Regions from separate parts of the Homo sapiens genome. Here regions 2 and 3 are each linked to region 1. The links are chromatin contacts, found by Hi-C or POLR2A ChIA-PET in ENCODE. All regions are on one chromosome and are shown on one strand. The core of a region is the stretch at or near the end of the contact, and the rest is flanking DNA. Distances in the headings are between cores, read along the strand shown. Region 1 has its middle 28 kb from the start of BOLA3. Region 2 holds the start of AUP1 (AUP1 lipid droplet regulating VLDL assembly factor). Region 3 has its middle 17 kb from the start of TPRKB.

Region 1 (2,630 bases), core at 72-2,571:
TTTTTATGAACAGCCAGAAGTTTCCTTTCAATTTGCCACCACAGCTGACCCTGGTTTGCCTTCTCCTCAGAAATCTGAAAGACTATTATCAAGCACCTTATTGGCAGAGTGTAGTCCTCAGATGTCTCCAGGAGGCTCACACTCTGACTTGAAAGTTTTTATTACCAGCTGTGACATTTTTCTGATCATTGATTCAGTTGCCTTTACTATTCTCTCCAAGCATCTCCTATTGATTGCTATCACCTGTTGCCCAATCGCTACATATGTCTTCACTGATTCTCTCATTCTCACTATCCTCTTTCCCTCTATCTCTTGTATTTTCTGGAAGTTGTTGGAACTATTAGGATGGTAAAATTCCTGCAGCTCAGTGTCAAATTTCTTGAATTGATGAGTAATTCAATTCTCATTGAGTAGTCTGCCGTCTTCTGCCATTGGTGATGTTTTCGCAGCTTGGTGGTGTGCCTTTTTCAACATCGACTTTTAAAAACGTGTTTTTAAAACATATGGCATTTTCTCAAAATACTGATGTGCTCAGCAGCCTTTTTATAATCTCAATTGTCTTTTACTTGCCTCAAGTTGCTTCCATCAAGTCTCTGTCGGTGGTTGTGCCTTCTGGGCATCATGAAAGTGAGATTTCCTCTCCTGCTTTTGGTTTTGAACATGCCCTTGTAACTCCACGGTGATCTGAAAGTTCAAGACCTCAAAGAAGATAACTTAATGCTGCCTAGCGTGATCACTCATTTTGTTCACAGGGAGGGAAGGAGAGTTTTACGTAATGTATTCTTTCTCCTTCCAGTTCCTTTTAGGTTGGCATGTCTTTAAAAGATTCCTGAGTTGTTTTGTATAGCTGAGTTCAATCTCAGTCCTTTCCTTGGCAGATATGATGAATTTCTCAAGACTATCGATTTTCTAAGTTGTCAAACTGATCCCAGAGTTCTGGGTCCAGGCAGGCAAGTGGGTCCCACTCGGCCACGCCCTTGCCTCCTGAGCTCCTAGTGGCCGCCGCCCCGCTCCTTGGGCTCCTCAGCCGCTCCTCCTTCCGGTCCCTCCTCAACAAGATGGCCGGAAGAACCCGCGACGACGCCTGCAGGGCCGCCTGCCTTGGGTACTTGAACGTGTGAATAACCGGCCATTCGCGACTCCAGCGGCCCAGGCACACGTTCCCCCCGGGTAGGTGTGTGGAGCGGCCGGGGCGTAGCCACGGCACCAGCCCAGGAGGGAAAGACGGAGAGGTACGGACGTCGCCCGCCATCTCTCCGGAAGCTCCTGCCGGGCTGGGACCCCGGCGGAAAGTCTTGCCGAGAGGTCGCCCCCTGCCGCCGTGGAGGCCGTCGGCCAGAGCGACCGGAGGCGGAGTTTGCAGCCTGGCAAGGAGAATGGAGCGCTCCGGGGTTGGGCGGGCGGGGGAGCCGGGAGCCGGGCGCCTAGAATGGAGTTCCCCCGGGAGGAGCCCGAAGCAGCGTCCTTCCGGGAGCACCCAGGGAAGAACCTGGAGGTCCAACCTGTGGGCTCTTAAGAGAAGGGAGGCGGCCTATCGAAAGTCCTAGAGGCCCGAGGTAACAGGGCTTCAGGGGCCACTAGTACGTCTTTCCTGCTGACACCTCAGGCCTGTAACAGAAAACAGAAGCACCCAAGGAATGTCAAAAGGCCACAGGAATAAGTTTGAAGGGGCTGCCGTTGGTTGAATTTTGTATAATTTGACAAGTATTTAAAACATTCAATTAAAAAGAATCCATGGGTTCATATTACCACAACTACTACACTAATATTAATATAAAAGGAGAGAGAAGTAAAGATGCTTTTTCAAAACAGTAGAATGACAACCAATAAATATAGGAATTATAAAATTGGAAATCCACCATTTTGCAGCAATCGTGGTAATAATTGATTCAGCCAAGAATCACCAGTGGAAGCTGAAACTATTAGGTGAAAGACTGGGAATAGGTTATTCACACAGTCTTAAAGTAACACCTCCTGGATTACTTATTAATTATAAAGGGGAAATTTTTCAGGCAATGGAGACATTTGCTGGACATTGCCTTAGCCAAAAGTCAAACTTAGCATTTCCAGTAATAGGACAAACTGAGACTGTGTGCCTCCTGGTGTGAGGAACAGGAAGAACACACATCATCTGGGTAGTATTTCTAATAGGCTCAACCTGATTAATGAAGAAACAATCAGACAAATCAAAATTGAGGAACATTCTGCAAAGCAATTGACTTGAGTTCTTAAAAGATGGCAATATCTTTTTTTTTTTTTTTTTTGAGATAGAGTCTCACTCTGTCTCCCAGGCTGAAGTGCAGTGGTGCGATCTCGGCTCACTGCAACCTCCGCCTCCCCGGTTCAAGCAATTCTCCTGCCTCAGCCTCCGAAGTATCTGGGATTACAGGCACGTGACACCATACCCAGCTAATTTTTGGATTTTTAGTAGAGCCAGGGTTTCACTATGTTGGCCAGGGTGGTCTCAAACTCCTGACCTCAAGTGATCCCGCCTCAGCCTCCCAAAGTGCTGGGATTACAGGCGTGAGCCACCGCACCCAGCCAAAAGTTGGCAATATTGTGAAAGAACAAAGTGATAGGGCAGCAGTCTGCAGATCAAAGAAGGGTCAAGAAACTACAACTTACATGCA
Region 2 (2,630 bases), core at 71-2,570, 410 kb before region 1:
TAACAATGCCGGATGTGATCGTGTTCTGCAGTGCAAAGGGACTTCCCATGGCAACAACAAACTCCCCTTGCCGGACATCAGCTGAGCGTCCCAGAGGCAGCGTGGGGAGAGGCTCCTAAGGGAGAATGGGTAAAAGAGACCTGTCATCTGAAGATGCGAGCAAATAAGCAGCTCCAACCAGACCTGGCCTACCCCAGCCCCCACCTTAGTCTGAATCCTCAGCGTTGCGATGTCTGCCACGGGATCCACAGCTGTGACCACGGCCTCATACGTGTCGCCGCTTAGCAGTCTCACACGGACTCTGCGCCGATCAGCCACCACATGGGCGTTGGTGACAATGAGCCCATCGGCAGCCACCACGAATCCTGAGCCGTTCGAGATAGGGACCTCGCGGCCCAAGAAAGGGTGCCTGAAATGGAGGGAAAGCACAGATAAGAGGAGGCTCTGACCCCTCCTACCCGCCCGCCCTCCAGCCTGTGGCTTCAGTGCCTCCCGGTCTACCCCCACCATTACCGGTCCAGGATCTCGATATAGACCACGGCAGGTGCTGTCTTCTCCACCACATCTGCGATGAAGTTGTACTGACTCCGGGGAGAAGCGGGCGGCGGGCTAGGGACGGCGGCGAGGACGGCCGGAGGACCCCGACCCCCGCCCCACAACAACAACAGCACTGCCCCCCCAGCGCCCAGCGCCACCGCCAGCCACGCGCGCGAACGGGTTCCAGAGTTCTCTGAGGCCTCCCGGGTCCTGGTATCTGGGGTCACCGCAGTCAGTTGTGCCCGGGGACCCGGGGTCCCAGACGTCAGGCATGCTCGGGGTTCAGTGACCCCAACAGACAACCGGGCCCAGAGACTGGGGGTCCCATAAGTCACTCGGGCCCGGGGGTCAGAAGTTCCTGACGTCAGCAGGGCCCGGAGGTCAGGGGTCAAACGGGGTCTCCTCCCCCAGCGAATGCCCCCCAAAGCCCGCCATGCCCGAAGGCTCCAGCCTGCACCCCGCCCCGCCCTCGGCGCAGCCATCAGCTCCGCCTTGGCTGCCTCCTCGCCCGCCCTACTCAGAGGCGGCACCCAGGACGCGAGCAGGCGGACAGTAGGACGCGGGGCACGCCGGTACCTGAAGTCCTTCAGAAGTGCACGCCGGGACCAGGATTCCGGGAGGCCGACTCCTCCCTGCCCCACGAATGCCGGGAATTGTGGTCTCCGCCGGACGCGAGTTGTGAGACGGCCCAAGGGGCCGCGGGGTATGCTGGGACCGCTAGCCCTTCCGGCGCGCCTCAGGACTTCGGGTCCCCTCACCCCGGGCGGATGCCCAAAGACTCCGCCTTCCCAAGAGCCCCTGCGGCCGGGCGCGAAAATGGCGGCGGCGGCGACGGCCGGGCGCTCCTGAAGCAGCAGTTATGGAGCTTCCCTCAGGGCCGGGGCCGGAGCGGCTCTTTGACTCGCACCGGTAAGAGACCCGGCGGGAAGAGACCGATCCCCGCGTGCTCTCGGCCTTCGGCGCCTGACCACTTCGCCTCTCGCCCCCAGGCTTCCGGGTGACTGCTTCCTACTGCTCGTGCTGCTGCTCTACGCGCCAGTCGGGTTCTGCCTCCTCGTCCTGCGCCTCTTTCTCGGGATCCACGTCTTCCTGGTCAGCTGCGCGCTGCCAGACAGCGTCCTTCGCAGGTTCCGACGCGGGCGTTCGGGGAGTGTCAGAGCTGGGTCTGGCCCGAGGCCACACAGTCACCACCTCCTGTGTCCCCAGATTCGTAGTGCGGACCATGTGTGCGGTGCTAGGGCTCGTGGCCCGGCAGGAGGACTCCGGACTCCGGGATCACAGTGTCAGGGTCCTCATTTCCAACCATGTGACACCTTTCGACCACAACATAGTCAATTTGCTTACCACCTGTAGCACCGTGAGTGAGAGCGAGGCCGAGAGCGCCACGGGGCGGTTCCCTGGGGCCCAGCTGAAGGCCCCCCTGTCCCCACTCGCGTTCCCCATGGAGGATACTGAGCCTTACCCCTAACCCCGATCCTCTACCCAACATGTCAGTTTTTTTTTTCATTTTCCTCAATATTTTTCTTCTTGCTTTCTCTTCTCCTGGTTCCCAGCCTCTACTCAATAGTCCCCCCAGCTTTGTGTGCTGGTCTCGGGGCTTCATGGAGATGAATGGGCGGGGGGAGTTGGTGGAGTCACTCAAGAGATTCTGTGCTTCCACGAGGCTTCCCCCCACTCCTCTGCTGCTATTCCCTGAGGAAGAGGCCACCAATGGCCGGGAGGGGCTCCTGCGCTTCAGGTGGGTTTAGCACAGGTATGGGGCGCCAGCTGGGTAGGTGGTCAAGCTTGTGGGCCCTTGAGTTTTTACAACTTTCTTCGGCCCTTAGACCCCATCATCTCCAGTTCATTTCCTTTCTGTCCACTTTAAGTTCTTTCTCCTGAATCCCTTCATTCTTCAATTATGTGCTTGTAGAGTTTGACAGTTGCCTGTTATAAGGCAGGTGTGAGCTGCTGACTAGGCTGGCTGGATTCCCATCCTACTTTCTCCTTCCTCTTCTAGTTCCTGGCCATTTTCTATCCAAGATGTGGTACAACCTCTTACCCTGCAAGTTCAGAGACCCCTGGTCTCTGTGGTGAGTGTGTGTTGAACAGGG
Region 3 (2,630 bases), core at 93-2,592, 370 kb after region 1:
ACATATTGTAAAAGCGTTCCTTCTGTCAGCCAGATGTCCGTTAAGTTCCATGCCAAAAATTTCCCAAAGATTGTGGGGGAATTTTTAAATCCTTGAGATAACAGTACTGCTGATTGACCTGTGTCCCAGCCTCAGAGATTCAAATTCAAAGATCTCTTGTGTCTCCTTGTCTAATGCAAAATAAGGCATCTTTACAGTCCAAATCTGTAAACCAACCTAGTTCTCCTGACAAAGTGATCAGCAAGCTATAGGGGTTAGTTACCATAGGGTGTATGTCCTAGACTGTTTCATTACTGGCCCTAAGTCTTGTACAAACTGTAGTTGTCTTTTTTTTTTTTGAGACGAATCTCGCTCTGTCACCCAGCCTGGAGTGCAGTGGCACGATTTCGGCTCACTGCAAGCTCCGCCTCCCAGGTTCAAGCCATTCTCCTGCCTCAGCCTCCTGAGTAGCTGGGACTACAGGTGCCTGCCACCACGCCTGGCTAACTTTTTTGTATTTTTAGTAGAGATGGGGTTTACCATGTTAGCCAGGATGGTCTTGATCTCCTGACCTCGTGATCCGCCCGCCTCGGCCTCCCAAAGTGCTGGGATTACAGGCGTGAGCCACCACGCCCAGCCGAAACTGTAGTTGTCTTAATGGGACTTGCATGATGGTAAGATGTAGGGACCAGCCCCACAGGGTCAGTGGGTTTTTCTCCCCATGTGTGGAGACGAGAGATTGTAGAAATAAAGACACAAGACAAAGAGATAAAAGACAGCTGGGCCTGGGGGACCACTACCACCAAGATGCAGAGACCAGTAGTAGCCCCGAATGCCTGGCTGCACTGTTATTTATTGGATACAAGGCAAAAGGGGCAGGGTAAAGAGTGTGAGTCATCTCTAGTGATTGATAAGGTCACGTGAGTCACGTGTCCACTGGACAGGGGGCCCTTCCCTGCCTGGCAGCCGAGGCAGAGAGAGGGAGAGCGAGAGAGAGACAGCTTACGCCATTATTTCTGCATATCAGAGACTTTTAGTACTTTCATTAATTTTGCTACTGTTATCTAAAAGGCAGAGCCAGGTGTACAGGATGGAACTTGAAAGCAGACTAGGAGCGTGACCACTGAAGCACAGCATCACAGGGAGACAGGGTCAGGCCTCCGGATAACTGCGGGCGGGCCTGACTGATGTCAGGCCCTCCATAAGAGGTGGAGGAGTAGAATCTCCTCTAAACTCCCCCAGGGAAAGGGAGACTCCCTTTCCCGGTCTGCTAAGTAGCGGGTGTTTTTCCTTGACACTGATGCTACTGCTAGACCACGGTCTGCTTGGCAATGGGCGTCTTCCCAGACGCTGGCATTACCACTAGACCAAGGAGCCCTCTGGTGGCCCTGTCCGGGCATAACAGAAGGCTTGCACTCTTGTCTTCTGATCACTTCTCACTCACTATGTCCCTTCGGTTCCTATCTCTGTATGGCCTGGTTTTTCCTAGGTTATGATTATAGAGCGAGGATTATTACAGTATTGGAATAAAGAGTAATTGCTACAAACTAATGATTAATGATATTCATATATAATCATGTCTATGATTTAGATCTAGTATAACTCTTGTTGTTTTATATATTTTATTATACTGGAACAACTTGTGCCCTCGGTCTCTTGCCTCAGCACCTGGGTGGCTTGCTGCCCACCGTAGAACAGGAATGTTAAAGGGAGAATTACAGGACCAAATCAGTCCTTGTGCCAAAAAAGCCTTCCAAGAGTGGTTGAATACCCTTTCATGCCACTTCCTTTAATGGGTATTCTGTGTCTCTCTTTTAATTTTTATGGGTTTGGCTGTGACCACTCTCCCTGGCTTCCCTTGGGCCCAAACATCTCTCCTTACCTGTGTGAGAATTTCTTCTGGAATGTCCTGAACCTCTTCGTTTTCTGGTTGCAGCAGGAGTATTTGAAACCTGCAAACTTGTTCAGAAGGAATCATTATATCTAGGCATCTGGGGGGAAAGACAAGTTGAGCATACAATTTGGCAAGCAAATCCCAGCCCAGGAGGGGCACTGGGCATTAAGCATGTACAAGAAACTATGCCCTAGGCCGGTCTCTCGTAAATGGTAACCTGAAGATTGTAGAAAGGGATAATGGTGTCTCCCAATATCCGTGTAACAGTAATGGTTTTTCCCAAAGCTGGAGAGAGACAATTGTTAATTAATTAATATGTGGCACTGTGTCAAGTAAAAAGTCAATCATTCTGTTCCCCACTGTCAGTTGTATCTAGGAATCCTGTGGGGATATAGCCACTGGTTGCTCCAAGTCTAAGGGAGTCCCTGGGACACATCAGTCTTCATCTAAATATTATTCTCTCTCCTCATCTGATTTTGAGGGACACTGCACTTGCTAGCTGCTTTGGTCAATTTGGGACAGCCCTTTTTCCAGTGTCCCTCCTTCTTACAATAGGCATATTGGTTTTTTTTCTGAAGGGGGCGTGAGCCGCTCTTTGATTTCTTCCTTTTCCCCTAGGTTGGTAGTCAAGCACAGCTGCCAGTGAGTTACTTGTTGCTTCAATTTGCACTTTCCTGAGCCTCATCCTGAGCATAGTACACTTTAAAAGCTAAGTCCACTAAATGTGAGATTGGCAACCCAAGGATCCCATTTACCT

Evidence for each region. Hi-C counts contacts between places; a loop is a spot of excess contacts on that map. ChIA-PET counts read pairs that join two places held with the same protein, here RNA polymerase II (POLR2A). Pooled maps may share reads with other maps.
Region 2: a loop to region 1 is called in a pooled map, with 7 times the contacts of the local background. The contact joins the promoter of AUP1 here to the enhancer-like site in region 1. A Hi-C loop is called at or near these places in 6 of 50 pooled maps. POLR2A ChIA-PET finds 5 or more read pairs at or near these places in 2 of 52 experiments (HepG2 and MCF 10A).
Region 3: a pooled map shows a loop between it and region 1 (2.5-fold over the local background). The contact joins two enhancer-like sites. A Hi-C loop is called at or near these places in 2 of 50 pooled maps. POLR2A ChIA-PET finds 5 or more read pairs at or near these places in 3 of 52 experiments (GM10248, Panc1 and activated CD8-positive, alpha-beta memory T cell).

What each region holds. Positions count from the first base shown.
Region 1 is chr2:74,118,987-74,121,616 of GRCh38, reverse strand. It overlaps a transcript of TET3 not described here and the pseudogene FNBP1P1. Among named protein-coding and RNA genes, the nearest start is that of BOLA3, 28 kb to the left of the region's middle. RefSeq lists an enhancer at 988-1,347. Within about 2 kb of position 1,321, at least 35 of the 41 ENCODE cell types and tissues checked have a DNase peak (open chromatin) inside an H3K27ac peak, as active enhancers do.
Region 2 is chr2:74,528,396-74,531,025 of GRCh38, reverse strand. It overlaps AUP1 (AUP1 lipid droplet regulating VLDL assembly factor), which reads left to right and starts at 1,320. Exons shown (of 12, transcript NM_181575.5): 1 at 1,320-1,446; 2 at 1,527-1,664; 3 at 1,744-1,894; 4 at 2,091-2,275; 5 at 2,537-2,609. The coding sequence starts at 1,397. HTRA2 (HtrA serine peptidase 2) reads right to left here and starts at 1,093. Exons shown (of 8, transcript NM_013247.5): 1 at 514-1,093; 2 at 205-409; 3 at 1-115. The coding sequence starts at 1,019. RefSeq lists enhancers at 1-196, 207-286, 317-386, 407-536, 992-1,874 and 1 more and a silencer at 927-1,016.
Region 3 is chr2:73,752,788-73,755,417 of GRCh38, reverse strand. No RefSeq gene overlaps it. Among named protein-coding and RNA genes, the nearest start is that of TPRKB, 17 kb to the right of the region's middle. RefSeq lists a silencer at 1,237-1,420. Within about 2 kb of position 1,342, at least 2 of the 41 ENCODE cell types and tissues checked have a DNase peak (open chromatin) inside an H3K27ac peak, as active enhancers do.